Regions from separate parts of the Homo sapiens genome. Here region 1 is linked to region 2. A link is a contact called in ENCODE Hi-C or POLR2A ChIA-PET data. All regions are on one chromosome and are shown on one strand. The core of a region is the stretch at or near the end of the contact, and the rest is flanking DNA. Distances in the headings are between cores, read along the strand shown. Region 1 has its middle 37 kb from the start of ITPR2. Region 2 holds the start of BCAT1-DT (BCAT1 divergent transcript).

Region 1 (6,441 bases), core at 1,368-3,867, 1.9 Mb before region 2:
TTTCTCTCGCTTAACAAATAGGCTTCTAAATCTTACGTACGCCTGTATCTTTCCCATTCCCCATGGGGACTTGAGTTTTGGAGACTCAAAAGTCAAAAGAATCTCATTTGTTTCTCTACTTTCTGTTAACTTACACTGCCTGGGGGTAGTGGAACTCAGAATAGTCTATCTGAGAGACTTGAAAGATGGTAAGAACGAGATCAGAGAAAATATTACAGGAAAACAGTGACTAATGCTTCAAAAGTATGTCCTACCCCATAATTATTGATTAATTCCCTAAGAGAAGTGGCTGGGATGGCATTTGGAACAAAGACGAAACCTTTTGATATGTGCTAAATGGCATATAGAAGCTGTAATATAACACATGGGAGATCTTAAGAAAAAATATTATTTGTAACAAATAGAAATTATTTAGGATATGCGCTAGATTATATGGAGGTCCCTCTCTCTCTACTGTGACTTGGCTGTAGAACCTGAGGCTCCTTGCTTCTCCTTCTAAGTACCGGCTTTCTCATTTGTTAAGTGGTGATAATAACCCTGACTTCACAAGATTTTTGTGAGAATTAAATTCAATTAAATCATCAAGGAGATGCATGATAGCCATTTAGCAAATGCTTGTTTGTCCTTTTGCTCTTTCATCCATTCACATGTTTATCTTTTCTCATCAGATATGCACACCCTACTTCTCCATAGCAAGACCACAGCCACTGTTAATGAACCTTGTGTAATATGTATAATAGGTGGTTGGGTGGGTGTGGCTCCATCCTACCCACTTATCTCATCCGTTACAAATGTACACCCTAAGTAAAATCCATAAAGGTAAGCCTTGGGTTCACTATTCCTATAGAGCTGATGAAACAAATGCTTATGACTAAGACCTCCCCATGGCCCTTAGTGGTTCCTAATGAATGAGTTTTGAGTAGAAACATTATCTTTAATGACAGCCTTTAAGCATGCACAGCACCTGCCTCCGCATCTCTTTAAGTGAACATTATCAGTGATGTTTTCTAGGCTTCACATACAGCATTGGAGGAGATAAAATCTTAGATCTAGAGTGGAATTCATAACTGCTATTTTTCTTTTTAAAATTGAGGTACAATTTTCACACAATAAAGTGCACAGGTCTTAAGTGTTCAATTTAGTGAGTTTTGACAATTCCACACAGCCATGTAACTGCTATCCAAAACAAAAATTTAACATTTTCATTACCCCAGACATTTCCTTATGCTCCTTTCCAGTCAACTGTCCCCCCAGCATGGCAGCATTTTTCAGTATGACAGCTCCCACATATTCTTAGGGGTGCTTTCTATTTTATTTAACATTGAAACTCTCACAACTGCCTTCTGTTGGAAGTAGGCTAATAATGAGAGCCAACACTTGCTAAGAAGAGATTTCATGCATCATCGCACTTAATATTCATAACTATCCTGTGAGGTAGGAACTATTATTTCTTCATTTTACAGATAAGGAAACTGAAGCTTAATGAGATAAAGTTGCTCACGGGTCAATGAGCTCTTCAGTAGCAGAGCTGGGATTTGAACTCAGATTGGTCTGATTCCAGACCTTGACTTTGTAACCAATATGCTACTGTGCTAAGGAGCAGAGGTGCCTCACGGTTTAGATAATGAGTGCGATTTTTCCCAGGTCTGGATTTTGTAAGAAAGGAAAAAAAGTATAAGTTGTTTATATATATATGTGTATATATATACACATATATATATACATATTCACAGTATAATCCCATTTCATTTAATATACTTATGAGACTTGTTCCCCTTTCATTAAATTGTGCCAGCAAGATTTTTACTAGTTGACTGTTAAGAACTGGTAATAGTAATAATGATCATCATAATGATGACTTTTATGAGAGCAACCATTTTTTAATACTTAACTATGTGTCAGGTGCTGTGTGAAACACTGCACCTAAATTTCCTTATTTAGTTCTCGTAATCACTATAATGGTAGTGTCTGTTACTAACATTTTTTTTTTTTTTTTTGAGACACAGTCTTGCTCTGTCACCCAGGCTGGAGTGCAGTGGCACAATCATGGCTCACTGCAACCTTGACCTCCTGGGCTCAAGTGATTCTCCCACCTTAGCCTCCCGAGTAGCTGGAACCCACCATGCCCAGCTAATTTTTTAGTTTTGTAGAGATGGGGTCTCGCCATGTTGCCCAGGCTGATCTTGCACTCCGGGGCTCAAGCATTCCTCCCACCTCAGCCTCCCAAACTGCTGGGATTACAGGTGTGAGTCACTACGCCCAGCCCATTTTTACAGGCTAAAAATGTGAGGCTTAGAGAGTCTGAGTGACTTGCGAAAGCTGCACAGCTAGAAAGTAGTGGAGCCGATTTTGAATCTTGGCAGTCTACCCAGAGAGCCTTTACTTTCAACCACTACATCCTCTTGATCCTCTGCATATGCCCTCGGTCCTGTTGATAAAGAATGGTCTTGGTTCCTGCCTGAAACAGCTTTCATCAGAATTAAATATGTGTGTGTGAATTCTGCCAGCTGGCTCTTTTTTAGATAAGATCATTTTAGTTCCAAACACTTAGGTCCACCTGGGCTTTAGAACGTGGGAAATAGCCAGGCTGGCCCTGGGCCAAGTTGTGAAGTAAAGGAAGTGTGTCTGGGACATTTTATCCTCCTCTGCACGTTGCCATACCCTCTAAAGATCCTATCAACCAAAGACTGCTCACCTTTCAATTCCTGGAGCCCAAGTCTTGCCAGAGGAACTGAGTCCTTCAGCTGTGGGCTTGTTGAGAGCCCTGCTTTTGCCCCTCCCTTGCCCCAGCCTGGGGTGGCTTTTCCCATTTATATCGAAGCCAGTTTCACTCTAGCTTTCCTGTCCAAGCCTGTGCTGATACCCTTAGGTAGGGAGGCTGGTAGAGGCTCTCCGGACATCCGAGGCTCTCTAGAAATAGGGCCTTTATCTATTTTTGGCAATCTCAGAGGTGTGTCTTCCAGTACTGATAGGAAAGGCAGGCAGGGCAACCTTACTGATAACAACAGCTCATCTGCAGATAGCATTGAATCTGTGTGCTGTGCTGTTCTGAGTGCTTTATAATACATATTAGTTTATTTAATCCTCAGTACAGCTCCAGGCAGTGTGTTTGTCAAGGCAAGAGACAGGGGTCACACAGGTGGAATTCTGAAGAGAATTTAAGGAAGGGACTATTTACAGATGAGTAGGTAGATTTAAGTGAATCCATGAGGGATGGGGAGGCATCCAGGAAACCAGCAGCAGTGGGCAGCTGTTCCCAGCCCTGGGCAGAAGGGGCAAGCCAAGGACCTCGTGTAACCGGAGCCTGATGAGGAGCTGCTGTAGGAAGGGCAGCTCTGCGGAGCTGTCTGTGTCTAGAGGGATGTGGCCAGAGCCCCAGTGGTGTGTGGGCAGGTGAGGAGTGAGGGAAACGCTGACTGCTCTCTCTTTCCTGTTTCCTTCCCGTTTCCCATTGGCTGAAACAACCAAAAGCCTGAGGTCAAGGGGTCAGTCCAGGTGATACAGGCTTGATGTGTCAGTCCCCAGAGGGCTCAGTACAGGGCCTAAAGGCACACCGAGAATAATCAGCCCATGAAGGAAGTGAGGCACAGAGAGGCTGAGCCATGGGCCCACATTCAAGGAGCTGGGAAGTGGCAGAACCAGGATCTGAACTGAGGCTGATAAATCTGCTCTTAACCACTCCACCACACTGGCTCTAGCATTTTCTTTCACACTTACGTAGTGTCTTACAGTTTTCAGAGAGATACTGGTGCCAAAAGACCTGAGAAACTACTTTGGAAGGTGCCCCAGTCGTATTATTCCCATCGAATTGATTCTAGTCTGACTCTAGGATCAGACTTTTGGTGTCACTATTAGGTAGAACTACTGGGATGAATGTAGTCCAATCTATGTAAGTTGTAAATTAAAAATAATATCATAAGTCCCCCACCGAGTGGAACTGTTTTGGCCAAGGGGACCCCAGAAAAACCTTAAAAACTGAGTTGCCAGGCCAGGCTCAGTGGCTCACATCTATAATCCCAGCACTTTAGGAGGCTGTGGCAGGCGAATTGCTTGAGCTCAGGAGTTCGACACCAGCCTAGGCAACAAAGTGAGACCCCGTCTCTACAAAAAACACAAAAATTAGTTGGGCGTGTTAGCACATGCCTATGGTCCTAGCTACTCGAGAGGCTGAGGTGGGAGGATAGCCTGAGCCTGGGAGACAGAGGTTGTAGTGAGCTGAAATCATGCCACTCACTCCACTGGGCAACAGAGCCAGACCCCCTCTCAACAAACAAACAAACAAACCAACAAAGTTGCCAGCCATGATGGGACAGGCGGTCAGACACGCCTTGTTATGTCCCCTCTTTTTTGGAGGTTAAACAAAACAACTGACCAGCATTAATGTTAAAATAGAGATCGTAAGACTGACAGAACAGACTGTGGCAAGAAGATATTAAATTATAAACAAGACCTTAGGCCATGCCAGGCAAAGGTGAAGTCAGACACCACTACATTTAAAGAACAGACTATGTTCTAACTGCCACAGAGCTTTTTTCTTTTTCTCTAGCAGCTATACAAGCACTAGCCTCCAGATAAGCATTATTAAAACTATCAGTAGCTCCACCAGATGCTGACTAACTAACCCCTGGTCACTGTTCCACCAGCCATCACTGCAGCTCTGACTGGACAAGAGATTGATTTCAGTCAGTGATCTCCTGATAAGAAGACCACTGACCATGAACTTGGTCCTGGTTGGTTTACAGGGACCGTGCACTTGAATGCCTTCATGTCCTGAAATAACCTTTTGACATATAGAACCTGATTATATACATTTAAATGTTAAGTCTCCACCCAAAGTAAACATGAGTTGAATGTTATATGTGTGTTTGTTCAATAGGCATGCCTCAGGACCAACTTCATGAATATTCATAGCTCCTCGTGTGACCTGTTGAATATGTGTGTTTAGTCAATGGTTCAGCATAAAGCTTCTACTCCAACCCCTCCTTCTTTGAAGCGCCTGTCTCTGGTCTTGGCCTAAGGCACATTTCCCAGCCTGTGGGATGGCCAGCCACCTTGCAGGCTGTAATTCTTTCTTTTCTTTTCTTTTCTTTTTTAAATTATACTTTAAGTTCTGGGGTACATGTGTGGAACGTGCAGGTTTGTTACATAGGTATACATGTGCCATGGTGGTTTGCTGTACCCATCAACCCGTCATCTACATTAGGTATTTCTCCTAATGCTATCCCTCCCCTAGTCCCCTACACCCCAACAGGCCCCAGTGTGTGATGTTCCCCTCCCTGTGTCCATGTGTTCTCATTGTTCAGCTCCCACTTATGAGTGAGAACATACAGTGTTTGGTTTTCTGTTCTTGTGTTTGTTTGCTGAGAATGATGGTTTCCAGCTTCATTCATGTCCCTGCAAAGGACATGAACTCATCCTTTTTTATGGCTGCATAGTATTACATGGTGTATATGTGCCACATTTTCTTTATCCAGTCTATCATTGATGAGCATTTGGGTTGGTTCCAAGTCTTTGCTATTGTGAACAGTGCTGCAATGAACATATGTGTGCATGTGTCTTTATAGTAGAATGATTTGTAATCCTGTGGGTATATACCCAGTAATGGAATTGCTGGGTCAAATGGTATTTCTGGTTCTAGATCCTTGAGGAATTGCCACACTGTCTTCCACAAGTTGAACTAATTTACACTCCCACCAACAGTGTAAAAGCGTTCCTATTTCTCCACATCCTCTCCAGCACCTGTTGTTTCCTGACTTTTAATGATTGCCATTCTAACTGGCATGAGATGGTATCTCATTGTGGTTTTGATTTGCATTTCTCTAATGACCAGTGATGATGAGCTTTTTTTCATATGTTTGTTGGCTGCATAAATTATCTTCTTTTGAAAAGTGTCTGTTCACATCCTTCACCCACTTTTTGATGGGGTTGTTTTTTTTTTTCTTGTAAATTTGTTTAAGTTCTTTGTAGATTCCGGATATTAGCAGGCTGTAATTCTTTACAAGAAATAGTCTCCTTTCTAAATTATAAATTACATGTTTTTTTAAGTTAACAAAACACATGTGTGTCTTAAAATTTTTCCCACCGGTGACAGAGATCCTAGTGATAGAGAAAAAGGCTTTATTCATCTGTTTAAAAGGTCCCTGTAAATAGTAGGCCCTAAACAGAAATTACTCATGATAGACACAGGTGACATTGGTAGGGCTTGGCCAGTTCAGTCAGTTGATAACTAAGATGGTCAAGTTTATGAAACAGAAAGATCACAAACTAGCAAGTGTTGGAAAACTGCTGGTAAGACGGGGAGAATAATTTTGTTTCAAGTTAAGAAAAACTGACACTTGTGGTTTCCGTGTGAGAGGAGTCAGTACTCAGTTTGAGCAACTTCTGCAAAAAAAAAAAAAAAGGTACCCTCCTGGGTTGAATCCAATTGAGGCAAGCCAACTG
Region 2 (6,956 bases), core at 2,791-5,290:
AAACTCTCCTATTCAAATTCCAGGAACTGTTAATAACTCAAGGCAGAGAATATTTGTGAGTTTCTGCTTTCCTAGAGAAAATTTAGTAAGATACAGGGAAGACATTCTGCAGGTAGTTGGCACATATTTTTCATAATGATGGCAATAAAAGCCTTTGTTAATAACAGTGAGGACAAAATGAAGCTGGACTGTCTGGCGCTCTGGAGTCAACCTCAAAATTAGTGTCTATTAGAAATCTTAGAAATGCTGTCTCTTCTTCAGTAAAAGACACTGCCCATAGATGGGTATATGGTATATATCCAGTTTGGATCCAGTTTTCCTTAAATATCTTTTACTGTGACTTGTTTGAAGTACAGTGCCACTGTCAGAGTAACAACCTTCGTTGATCATGAGCCTCATCATTTGGGAAAAGCATGTGTGTTGTCTGGGAGAGAAGCTTTGGGAGTTTACAGTTGACAATGAGGGAGAACTGTGGGGCCCTTCTATCAACACTAAAGGGAAATGGGAGGAGAGACATAGCTAGATTGTTCTTATATTCTTTTTTTTTCTTTTTTTTTTTTTTTTTTTGGAGATGATGTCTCACTCTGTCACCCAGGCTGGAGTGCAGTGAAGTATGAAGTGATCACAGCTCACTGCAGCCTGGATCTCCTGGGCTCCAGTGATCCTTCCACCTCAGCCTTGGGAGTAGCTTAGACTGCAGGCACATACCACCACAAACAGCTAATTTTTGCATTTTTTGTAAAGACTGGCTTTTGCTATGTTGCCCAGGCTGGTCTTGAACTCCTGCTTTGACGTCCCAAAGTGCTGGGATTATAGGCGTGAACGCCCGGCCCTCATATTCTTCTGTGGATGTTAATTCCCTAACTTTCTCACTTCCCTTCAAGCTCTTTTTTTTTTTTTTTTTTTAAATATATACTACCTTCTCTCTTCCTTTGTTGCTAACATCAAAAGAATCCTTAAGTAGGGGTAACAGCAACAGGGTTGGAGGTGAAACTGTACCTTCAAGCCAAAAACAGCCTGAAGGCTGAAAGACCAGACTGCTGGTCCTGGATGAAATCCATGACGCAGAGTGAGAATTTCTGTTCCTGTTTGCCTGCCCCTCCCCTATTCTGAGCCGATAAAAAGCCCCAGGACTCAGCCTCATGGAGGAGACTTTCCTGCCTTCGGGTAGGGGGACCACCCCCGCTTCCCTCTCTGCTGAAAGCTGTTTCATCCCTCAGTAAAACTCCCCGCCTTGCTCACTCTTCAATTGTCAGCACATCTTCATTTTTCTTGGGCATGGGGCAAGAACTCAGGAACCAATGTGCAAGGCAAACTTGTCTCAGGCGGGCAAATTGCGTGGGGTGCCTCCTGCAGCAGGTAGTATGCCCCGAGCTAGGCCTCCGGCATTGCCGGCTAGAGGTCCTTGACTGGCAAAGGGACTGAGAAAAATCCTGCATTGAGGGAGAGGGGGGCGAGGGGCGGTCGTTGGATCTAGGAGTAATTGCCAGGCTTGCTCTAGAACTTATTAATGCATTTATATCTATGACCCCATCACTCTCTATCCCCTTATTACTCTTTCTCATAAAATTTACCACATGGTACCTGTTTTTTTTTTTTTTTTTTTTTTTTTGAGACTGAGTCTTGCTCTATTGCCCAGGCTGGAATGCAGTGGCATGATCTTGGCTCACAGCAACCTCTCTGCCTCCCAGGTTCAAGCGATTCTTGTGACTCAGCCTTGTGAGTAGCTGGGATTACAGGCACCCCGCAACCACGCCCGGCTAATTTTTAGTAGAGACGGGGTTTCACCATGTTGGCCAGGCTGGTCTCGAACTCCCGACCTCAAGTGATCTGTCTGCCTCAGCCTCCCAAAGTGCTGAGATTACAGGTGTGAGCCACCATGCCGGGCCATAGAGTAACATCTTTATTGAGATATAATTCACATAACATACAATTCACCTATTTAAAGGGTATAATTCAGTGGTTTTTAGTGTGTTCACAGGGTTGTGTAACCATTACCACAATCTAATTTGAGAACATTTTAATCAATTCAAAAAGAAATCCAACGCCCATGAACATTCACTCTGCATTCCACCCTGTCCCCAGATTGAAAACAACTATGTGTTTTCTGTCTCTATGGATTTTCCTGTTCTGCACATTTCAGATAAGTGGAATCATATAATATGTAGTCATTTGTGAGACGCTTCTTTCACTTTGCATAGTTTTCAAGGTTCATCCATGTGACTGCATGTAATCAGTACTTCATTTCTTTTTATTGCAGAATATAATAATATTCCATTGTATGGATGATACCATGTTTTATTTAGCCATTCCTCAGTTGATAAACATTTTGCTACCTGATTTAAAGCTTACTTTCTGTTTCTCACACTAGTATATGAGCTTAATGAGGGTAAGAACATTTTTGTTGTTTCCCACTCAGTCCCTAGCATTTTGCACATTGCCTGTCTCATGTCAGTGTCAGGTTCAAATCTATCTAGCTGTGCTTTCACTGACGGGGGCCAGGAGGTTTCACAAGGACTCAATGGCTGATTAAATGCTTACAGATACAGATTTCTCAGGGCAGAACTTCTGCAAGCATTTTGGCTGTGGTCAGTTACTTTCAGGTTTTCATTACTTTTTGGTTTTCACAGCATCCGCAAGTGCCCATAGCCATTATCTCAGCTGCCTCTCTCTTTACTCTCTTGCCAATGGTGCCAGGCCACAGCAGGTGTTATCTTATCACCTCAGTCCACCATACATATGCTTATCAATTTGAGGGGTCAGCAATTTCACTGGAGGCTGAAACCCTTGTCATAAATGGCTCCATTTTGAGACATTTCAGATTACAAACCACTGTTATATACCAGCCTAGCATGTAGAAATCACTCAGTACATTTATTGAACACATAATTTAACCATTCATTCACCTGACCAACAGTCATTAAGCACTGACACATTTGTTTTCAACACTCCCTCTCTTCCACGGCAGGCCACTTGGTATGGGAGATAAATATGACAAAGGATCTGCCCTTACGAATCTCATAATCCACTGAAGTGACAACTGTGCAAACAAATAATTAAAGTAAAATTAAGAAGCTGGGCACAGTCTCACATCTGTAATCCCAGCAATTTGGGAGGCGGAGGCGAGGGGATTGCTGAGGCCAGGAGTTCAAGACCAGCTTGGCCAATTTAGTGAGACCCCATCTCCATTAAAAAATGATAAAATAAAATAATTGATTTTGAGAAAGGATGTGGACAAAGTGCAGCACATAGACCAAGGGCCCAGTTCTGTTTGAGGGCATTGGAAGCAACTTCCACAGCAAAGACTTGGGTTGAAATTTACAAAAATAGGAGTTTGCCAGCTTGACAGAGAGGCAGCGGAGGTCAACCAGCAGCACACTTAAGCAGTCATGGAGGCTGACCTAGGCGCTGGACATGGAAAAGTAGCAATCCTGGAGCTTTGTATAGATGTGGGGAGGGAACTTACAGGGGACCAACTAGGCTACTGGGCAATTTCACATTATAAAGAATTTTATATGCTCAAATTAAAGGATTAAAAATTTTCCCCCATGTACATAATAAATTGGCAAAAATGGTTATATTTGAGGGTGACTAAGGAACTCTGGGAAAGAGATCGGCAAACCAGGCACATGTTCTTGACTACTGCAAAAGTACATTTAAAGTAGCCGCGGGGGATACATGTATACTTTTGGGCAGGATTGTGCCGTGGTCCTCTCAGCATGCAGCAAAGTTACTTTGGGGACAGTAGGGAGGTGGGCAGGAGCCAGTGATGACGGAATGGCAATCACATTTGACCTCTGATCTGTTTATTTCCTCCTCCTTGACGTCTCCATATAAATGTTACACGGGCATCCCCACACTCGGATACGCACCCACAGTGGCTGATTCGGGGGTAACCGTGTCATTTGCTTGCAACACTGGCACCTCTGCCCTGCACCCCGGGAGTGAGCAGTGAGTGAGGCTCGGGTCTGGGCGCTGGCTCCGAATCTTCGGGCTGGGAGAGACTCCACCATCTGGGGGCGGCCTGGGGGAGCAGCCTTAGTGTCTTCCTGCTGATGCAATCCGCTAGGTCGCGAGTCTCCGCCGCGAGAGGGCCGGTCTGCAATCCAGCCCGCCACGTGTACTCGCCGCCGCCTCGGGCACTGCCCCAGGTCTTGCTGCAGCCGGGACCGCGCTCTGCAGCCGCAGACCCGGTCCACACGGCCAGGGGCTACGACCCTTGGGATCTGCCCTCCGCTCAGCTCGAGCTTCCCTCGTGGCCGACGGAACAATGAAGGTAACTACTTATGGTTTTGTCCGTGTTTTACAAAAATGTGTGCGTGAATCGAACCGGCGATTTCTCCAAGAAACATAGTTGGCAGGGAGGGGAGGAAGGCGAGACAACCATGGCTTATATCCCCCGCAAACGTCTCAGTATCTTCTTTATCAATCGTAGTTTGCGGGGACCGTGCATTCTGTTCAGATTTCGGTTTAACCTCCACTCGCAGGACGTGCCTTCTCGGACTTTTTCACATTCGCTTTTGGGAACGGAGGTGAAAGTCTGCTACAGCTCCCTCCCCTGCTTGTGAAGTTTGGAAAGGAAGTGAGGGCTTCTCTCAGTTTCTCCTATGCACAGGAGGTGGGGAATTTTGGAGAGGAGGTCTGGGGATGTCCCGGGCTGTAAATGCGCTTTCCTGCAGCGTGTGTTCGTGATGCAGGAGGGAGCGGCTGGAAGAGTTGACCCGGGTGGAGAGGGGAGGGAGAACGATCTTTTCACTGTTAAAAGCAGAAGGCCCCTCTTATTTTGTTTCTTGTGGAAATTAAAGCTTCTAGGAGTTACAAATGATAGACGCCTAAGGGCATTCATTTGTTAAACCAGTGAGCACCCTAATGGCTCTGATCTTGCTAATCAAGGATAATTAGCCTAGCTGCCTATTATTTCTGACTATTTAGGTGTAGGGATGTACACCGTTGAGTGTTTTGTTTTCCTAGTTTCACACACTGGAAAACTGCAATCGCATATAAAACCCGAAGAGCAACTTTTTCCAAGGAAAGTGAAGGATGGGCAGATATTCTTGCCATCTAACATTTTGGAATTGAGATGACCATAATGCAATCTGAACTTCTGGTAGGAATAAAGCCTCGTTTCAGAGTTTCTAAGGAGGGAGATGAAGCGTGGTTCTCAACTGCTCTTATCTACAACCCATCCCAGACCATAGTTTCACTTAGAAGAAATAATATGTAAATAGCGCCTTTGTTGCCAAACAAAAACTTTCACTACAATTAAACAGTAACCGAGTGGAAACTATGCGTTTTTGTATTCAACAGAGATCACACAACTTTTCTTCTATAGTTAGAGGTTCTATTTCTGGCTTCCTCATGCTTGTTTCATTTCAGATGAAAAACACACTTTAGTTGATTATAGCTTTAGTAAGTAAAAGGAGAAAACTAAGAATGAACAGTCTTGCTTTTCCAGCTTTTTCCTGTCCATGTGCAGTTGTGGTTAATTACGCGTTTTTGTAGGTCCAAAAACCCCTGTCCCTTCCACAAGATACTTTTATAACATGGGGAACTAGGTAAGATATCTACAAGTAGTCTCTTTTCTGTTTCCTGATATTTCCTAAGATTAAGAAAGAAATGATTGTATTCTAGGTATGATCGAAGAAGTATGGAAGGTTCCATTAAGTTAGTTTTATCACAATATTTCAAACATCTTTCCACTTATCTCTTAAATATGTATTGCTATCACAAGCTTGATTTTTTAAAAAAATGTTATTTGCACATGGCATCTTGATTGCCTTTGTCCTCAGCAAATTCTCCGGGCTTAAGTCATGCATGAGCTTGTATTTTAAGACAGACACATGCAGAATGGGCAACTTGGATAAGAAACATAGGATATACACTGAGTAGCATGTGTACAAAAATGGTAAGTGAGTATTATGACTTAATAAATTTAGATGGGGATTTAAAAATGATACACATGTAAATGGGATTGGAGGCAAGGGAAGTCCGTGTGTGTGTGTGTGTGTGTGTGTGTGTGTGTGTGTGTGTGTGTGGAGGGAAGACGGGAGGCCTAGTGGGGAGAGAGGTTTTACATTCCAGACACAGGATGTGGCCCCTCAGGCTAGGCTCAGAGATGTAAAGCTAGTTAAGCTGGCCTAACAAAAGGGTGGTGGTTAGAAAAAGGAAAAAAAGAGGTGGGGGTTGGGGAGGAAAAGAATTTAATGCTGGCCAATATTTTCATCTGATAAGTTTCAGTAATGAGTAATTTCACTGGATTTCAGAACTACAGAGAGAAAAGGGGAAAAATATTTTTCCTTTTTTACGCAAGAATTTCTCTTGCTTTTCAGCTCATTAGAACCAGATCTAATTATTTGAAATGAGTTTAAAACCTTATTATGAAAGGAAGTTGAAAACATTCGATCACAATTGAGTTTTGTACTATGGACTAAAACCAAGATGTGCTTTCTGTCAGTAGCTGTGCAACTCCCTGAAAAAAGAAAAATAGCGCAGAGCGATCTGAGCTTTGTGAAGGCTACACAATTTATCAGGCCCAGAGAGATAGGAGTGTGAGACTTCAGTCACGTCCCCCCGTACGCATGCGCAGGAGTAATTATTTAAAGACATTTTGTTCCTGACTAACTGCCTCACTCATTATGTTCCTGGAATTTGTGATACAAAAAAACAATGTTTAGCCTATCAATAGTTTATATAGTTTATGTTATTTTAATATAAATTCTTCTCAACTTAGAAACTGCCTCTTTTTTCTTTTAAAAACCCACTTGTAACTGCTGTATATATTCAGGGCAACTTGATTTGGTGTTTCGTTGGTTGCAGTCCTCAAATTTGACCTCAATATACTCTCTACTTATATAAATTTTGTCTCAGTTTTGTCCGTAGGCTGACATTCCAATTGTTTTCCTAATTATATATTTTGTTCCTTATTTCTCATGTCTAGAAATAAAGCTAGGGAAGTA

What was found. A loop is a pair of places that touch in the nucleus more often than their neighbours do. ChIA-PET counts read pairs that join two places held with the same protein, here RNA polymerase II (POLR2A). Pooled maps may share reads with other maps.
Region 1: a loop to region 2 is called in a map with no recorded cell type, with 4 times the contacts of the local background. The contact joins the enhancer-like site here to the promoter of BCAT1-DT in region 2. A Hi-C loop is called at or near these places in 1 of 37 single-sample maps with no recorded cell type and 2 of 50 pooled maps. POLR2A ChIA-PET finds 5 or more read pairs at or near these places in 1 of 52 experiments (GM12878).

What each region holds. Positions count from the first base shown.
Region 1 is chr12:26,867,132-26,873,572 of GRCh38, reverse strand. No RefSeq gene overlaps it. Among named protein-coding and RNA genes, the nearest start is that of ITPR2, 37 kb to the right of the region's middle. Within about 2 kb of position 2,617, at least 13 of the 41 ENCODE cell types and tissues checked have a DNase peak (open chromatin) inside an H3K27ac peak, as active enhancers do.
Region 2 is chr12:24,946,247-24,953,202 of GRCh38, reverse strand. BCAT1-DT (BCAT1 divergent transcript) reads right to left here and starts at 4,040. Exons shown (of 3, transcript NR_199054.1): 1 at 3,873-4,040. BCAT1 (branched chain amino acid transaminase 1) reads left to right here and starts at 4,102. Exons shown (of 11, transcript NM_005504.7): 1 at 4,102-4,276. The coding sequence starts at 4,271. RefSeq lists enhancers at 849-918, 1,299-1,368, 3,649-3,738, 3,859-4,208.